Regions from separate parts of the Homo sapiens genome. Here region 2 is linked to region 1. Evidence: chromatin loops called from intact Hi-C (ENCODE). Cell type or tissue: A673. All regions are shown on one strand. Links, peaks and the distances in the headings refer to the core of each region. The heading gives the core; the rest is flanking DNA.

Region 1 (2,905 bases), core at 115-2,614:
CTGAGACCTAGAAACTCCCCAAAAGTAACACCAGCCTGCTAAACAAAGGTGGCGCGATCTGATCAAAGAACACAAGCCTCAGCGACCAGTAAGTTGTCCCAACGCCCCTTGAGTACAAAACACTAATTTCACTAACTAAAAGCATAGAGTGGAGGCAACCCTTGGGTCTGCTTGCGGTTCCTCCACAGGACAGTGATCCCAGATTCTCCCGAAGAAAAGGGCGGTTTCGATTTCTCCAAGGCTTCGCGGGGGCCGGGTGCTCCTGGTTAGGCTAAGGTAGGAGCGGCCTGAAGACGCGCGTTTAGAAGGCGCGGGTGAAGGCGGGCAACAAGGGCAGAGCCCTTCTCCCGAGCCTTGGGCGAAGGTACCTCCTGCAAAAGATACACTCTGCTTCCCACGCATTCCAAAAACATCCCGGTCCCTAGGCCCTCGAGTAATTTTGCTCCAGGAAAAGCATCCGCCATTGTATTAGTAAAGCGTTTACTAAATTACCGAATCAAACCGAACTGGCTTAGGTTCTCAATAGCGTGGAAATCCACTGAAAATAAATGAAGAGGGCAAACTACAGGGGCTCCGCAGGTTCGGGTCCGCGCCGCCCAGGCGAAAGAGAGGTGGGCGGGCATCGGCGCGGGATGAGAAACCAACCTGATACTTATCGTGTGCCGAGTTCCCTCCTTGTATCCTGACTAAGCACAGCGAATAACCCTGTCCTTGTTCTAACCCCAGGTCTTGAAGAAATACTGTCCCAGCTGAGCCCCGCGTTTACAAGATGAAGAGGCGCCCCAGATGCGCTGAAAGAAAGGCCAAAGCTCGTGCCTCCTTCCACTGCCTGCGGTAGAACCTGGTCCCGCATAGCTTGGACTCGGATAAGTCAAGTTCTCTTCCATCCCCAGAACCTGCGTGGCCGCCGCCTGAGCGAAGCCCAGTGAAGATCCACTTCTGTATTACCATACGCGGGAGCTATCCACGGACACGACGCTGTTCCAGAAAGCCATTTAGTTACTGGAGGTGCATGTGCTCATTCTAGTTCTCTACGATACTTAATGTGCACCTAAGTGTGTGCCAACACCGTATTATAAGGGCTGGAGGTGCTCCTGGACATTTTAGCGCTGCGGAGGCAGCACAGCACAGGCGCTCACCCCCGCGCTGGTCCCACTCCGAATCCAGAGTCCAGACGTCTGAAAAGCGCTACGCTTGGTGACAATTTGGCGTTTCCTTAATTAACAAAACTCTCCCCAAGGCAGAGCCAGACACTGCGCCGGTCTCCTGGTTCCACTCCCGTGGGGACTAGCAGTCCCGGAATCTCTCGGACTCTAAGGGGCCCCAGACGCCCTCCCGGCTCTTGCGAACAGTCAGGCTCCTAGCTCTGCCTGGCTTTGGAGGATGTCGGGGGCCAGTGCCTGCGTGCACTCCCACTCTCCGGCCTCCTCCCCAGCCGCCGCTTCCGCTATCCTCACGGCCCTTGGGAAGCAGCTGGGTAAGAGCTGCGGTCAAAAGGGGTAGGAGAGGGGGGTGTCCTAGAGCGGAGAGTCCCTGGCGCCACTGCCCCGCGCGTAGGGGGCGCTCCCCGGCCTACTTACCCTGATTGCGAATAGCGGGCTGGCTCTCGAGGCAGCTGGGCAGGTAGGGCGCGTTAGGAAACATCCTGGCCTGGCCGGATGACGCCTGGCTGGGCGGAGGAGGACCGAAGGGCCCGTAGCGACAGGCTCCGGCTGTGCCAGTGAACTGGCCGGAAAAGTGGACAGTGAAGGCGCTCAGGCACTGCTCCTCGTGCGGCTCCGCGCCGCCCCAGCTCGGCTCCTGTTTGATGAAGGAGTGAGGCGGCGGCGGCGGGGGTGGCGGCGGAGCCGGTGGCGGCGCGGGGCCGCCCAACGACCCGTAAGCCGAAGCGCCCGGGGGCGCAAAGTCCAGCACCGGCGCCCACTGCGCCGCGCCGCTCACAGGCAGGGCACAGCCGCCGCCGCCACCCAGGGAGGGGACGGCGGGCAGCAGCGCGTTCAGGTCCCGCACGTCGGAGCCCATTTGCTGCGGCTCAGACCCGGACGCCCCGCGGCTCCTCCGGCCCTGGAGACGTTCAGCGCTGGCCTCGGCGGCGCCTAACTTGGCCCAGATGCCGCCCGGGTCCCGGACTCCCTGCTGCTCTGGCTGCTGTAGGCACCCAGGCCCGGAGCGGAGCGTGTGCTGAGACGCCGGCTCCGGGACACACGTGGAAGCCGGGTCCTGCAGCAAGAGGAAGTCCAGGATCGCGGCGAGGAGACGGCGGGGCCCGGGCGCCTGGGCTGCCGTCCCGGCTCTGGGTGGGTGGGTGGGTGAATGAGTAGGTGGGAGGGAGGGCGGGAAGTGGGGGAGCGGACAGGCGGTCGGGTTGCGGAGAGCCCCCGGGTGTGGGCGCTGCCTTGAACTCCTTACCCCAGCTGCCTGGCTGCCCTCAGCTTCCCAAAGCTCAAATAAGAGGGGCCGGCGGCGCGGGGAAGAGGAGGAGCCAGGAGGCTCGGCCGCTCCATTCACTCAGCAGCCCAAGCCCGGCCAGGCAGCGCGCGCTGCTCCTTGGGGGCGCCCTCGCAGCTGGGGTGAGGGCGGGTCCGAGGGAGCGTCCCTCTCGGAGACACCCTCCTCTTCAACCCAACACGCGCTCTCAGCTGGCCGGTGTGGCACAACCCTCCCCCCACCTCCCCTTCTTGGCCTTCGCCAGTGTGGGAGCCTCGTCTCACTGGAGAGTCCGTTCAGGTAAGCAGTGAGTCCGGGCAGGGTCGAATGCGGTGGGAGTAGAGATGGGGTTGTTAATCTAAAAGAGTGGTTTGGAGGGAGGGGCAGGTAGGCTCCAAGAGGGCGGGAACTTCAGGAAAGCGCAGAAAGAACTCAGTCAAGCTTCAAAGAAGCGTATACCCTTGCTTTGCACCCTTGA
Region 2 (2,905 bases), core at 157-2,656, 110 kb before region 1:
TCTCTCCAGCTCTGATCAAATTACCTCCCCATCAAAAATGTGAATCACTGGTTCTCACGCCTGTCAACAGAATTACGGTCACATTCCTTAGCCTGGGATTCGTATCCATGTTTAAAGCCCTAGATCAGAAATATCCCATCTTTGAAAAAATGAAACATGAAAAACGCAAAAAAGTAGTTCCTGGGCCAGGCGCGGTGGCTCATGCCTGTAATCCCAGCACTTTGGAAGGCTGAGGCAGGCGGATCACAAGGTCAGGAATTCGAGATCAGCCTGACCAACATGGTGAAACCCCGTCTCTACTAAAAACATACAAAAATTAGCCAGGTATGGTGGCATGCACTTGTAATCTCAGCTACTCAGGAGGCTGAGGCAGGAGAAGTGCTTGAGCCCGAGAGGCAGAGGCTGCAGTGAGCCGAGACTACACCACTGCACTCCAGCCTGGGCGACAGAGCAAGACTCCGTCTCAAAAAAAAAAAAAAAAAAAAAAAAGTAGTTCCTGGATCATAAGCACTCAGTAAATGTTCTCTGTTATCGTTGTTGCTGCCTCTGTGGTGAATGTGTCATGAAGTCTTTAATCTTCACAGATGGATTATGGGATTTTAACAATAGCTTTCTTATGATACCTAATTACTTTTTCTTTTCTTTTCTTTTTTTTTTTTTTTTTTTTTTTGAGACAGACTCTTGCTTTGTCACCTGGACTGGAGTGCAGTGGCGCAATCTCGGCTCACTGCAACCTCCATCTCCCGGGCTCAAGCAATTCTGCTTCAGCCTCCCGAGTAGCTGGGATTACAGGCATGCGCCACCATGCCCGGCTAATTTTTTTTTTTTTTTTTTTTTTTTTTTTGTACTTTTAGTAGAGACAGGGTTTCACCATGTTGGCCAGGCTGGTCTAGAACTCCTGACCTCAGGTGATCCACCCGCCTCGGCCTCCCAAATACTTTTTATTTCCTGTCATAGTTATTTAATTATATGTCTAATCTCCCCTGGTAGACTATGAGCTCCTAGCGTAGATCTTATTTTCATTCATCTTTATATCCTTCATGTCATACATAATACAAGGCTTTTACACAAATACATTTGAAGAAAAATGTTAAATATTGCATCAAGCCACAAGGGGGCACAGTTGAGCTACTCTTAATAGTAGAATCCTCCTACAATTAGTAATAAAGGTTTTAGAATTGAGAGGTTTTTCTCCCTTGAAAGTGTAAGTCTGCTTAAAGTAAATGTATAAGCCTTATGTATGATTACAAATATATACACGTTAACACGAGAAAATGACTGTTATATAGTTAATTTTAAAAAAACAATAAATAGTAGAATATATATGATTCAATTTTTGTAAAATACCTGTCTTAAATACATACAGAAAAAAGCCTGGAAGAGGAGCCTGGAAGAGGAGCCTGGAAGTTGGCAGCTGTTATATCTCAGGGAGTTGGGAATATGGAGGTTTTAATTTCCGTTTTGCACCTTTCTGGATTTTTAAAAATAACCTATACATACTAATTTTATAATCAGAAAAATAAAGGTATTTACTTTAGAAATACCTTCACTTTATGGCAAAATATTTATTTTCTTTTTCTTGCCATCTCATCTCCAATTCCATGTTTAATGTATTTAAAAGCAAATATACAATTTAGGGTATTTTCTGACAGATTAAAGCAGAGATTCCCAAATTCTCTTGGTACACAGTGCCCTTAGTGTCTTGGTAATTTTTCATGGTACCCCAGGGAGGAAAGAAATACCTAACAGCTCCATTTGTTAAGTGGTGAAGTCCAAACGACTTAAAAAGCATTTATGTCCTAACAGTTGAGTAGCCATTTGAAAAGTTAATACACACACATTGAAAAAACATTTTTATTCCATTCTTAACTAAACACAATTACTTATTAATTGAATGTGTAAACCCATTGGTCATTTTGGAAATTTCTTAAACTCTGGAATAAGATTGAACACTGACTGCTACCCTGATTTTCTATTCCACCCTGATTTTCATGCAGTACTCAATTTTTATCACGGCAACTACCAAAATCCCAGCTTCGAAAAGAAATGTTATCATTGAAAGGAATGGAGCACGATCTAATTCTGAATCTATGAACACCTCAAGCTAGTAGTTCATGGGTATCCCCATGCAAATACTGAATATAATTGTGTTTTCCGGCCAGGCGCGGTGGCTCACTCCTGTAATTCCAGCACTTTGGGAGGCCGAGGTGGGCGGATCACGCGGTCAGGAGATCGAGACCATCCTGGCTAATACGGTGAAAACCCGTCTCTACTAAAAATACAAAAAAATTAGCCGGGCGTGGTGGCATGCGCCTGTAATCCCAGCTACTCGGGAGGCTGGGGCAGGGGAATCGCTTGAACCCAGGAGGCGGAAGTTGCAGTGAGCTGAGATCACACCACTGCGCCACTGCACTCCAGCCTGGGAGACAGAGCGAGACTCCGTCTCAAAAAAAAAAAAAAAAAAAAAAAATCTGGTTCCCTGTGAGGCTGGCAAGACGGAAAAAAGAAAAAAACAAAACAAAACAAAACAAAACAAACCTCATCAAGTGGCTACTTCCCAACTAGCCTTGAAAATATGCCACACCTAATAGCTCAAATTTGTTTTGTTTTCTCTGAGCCAGATTCCGCTGGGAAAGAGGAAAGAAGGTTGGTGTGGGAAGGTGGGCTGAGGAAAGGACTCTGGTTTCCATCTCCCTCCAGTCCACCAATCTGCTCTTCGCTTCTAATCTGTTCTTCTCTCCCACTCAAAACTAAACCAGGAAGCAGCTCCCAAAGTAGCATGTTCCTGGGAAACACCCACGTTCCTGCATGAGTCTGAGACTGGATTTCCAACCAACCTACTGACTTTTCCACCTCTCTCTCCAAATGCCCAAGGCCTTGCCAGGACCTGGGAAGCACAAAGGGC

The links. Hi-C counts contacts between places; a loop is a spot of excess contacts. Peaks named below come from ENCODE experiments on the same cell type or tissue, not always from the same donor. Only the 100,000 strongest peaks of a DNase experiment are listed, where the experiment ranks them.
Region 2: a loop joins it to region 1, with 4 times the contacts of the local background. A loop is called at or near these places in 7 of 110 quality-filtered maps.

The regions. Positions count from the first base shown.
Region 1 is chr11:32,433,120-32,436,024 of GRCh38, forward strand. WT1 (WT1 transcription factor) reads right to left here and starts at 2,420. Exons shown (of 10, transcript NM_024426.6): 1 at 1,581-2,420. The coding sequence starts at 2,241. It overlaps WT1-AS (WT1 antisense RNA), which reads left to right and starts at 2,399. Exons shown (of 5, transcript NR_120548.1): 1 at 2,399-2,727. RefSeq lists a silencer at 61-198, promoters at 150-883, 2,221-2,905, 2,221-2,871, 2,513-2,615, enhancers at 769-1,353, 2,461-2,493 and cis regulatory regions at 2,800-2,837, 2,822-2,905. In A673, for the core only: a CTCF peak has its summit at 1,554; DNase peaks (open chromatin) are centred at 1,425, 2,182 and 2,472; H3K4me3 peaks cover 1,519 bases; H3K27me3 peaks cover 2,367 bases.
Region 2 is chr11:32,322,600-32,325,504 of GRCh38, forward strand. No RefSeq gene overlaps it. Among named protein-coding and RNA genes, the nearest start is that of WT1-AS, 110 kb to the right of the region's middle. In A673, for the core only: a CTCF peak has its summit at 1,113 (motif pointing right); a DNase peak (open chromatin) is centred at 1,122.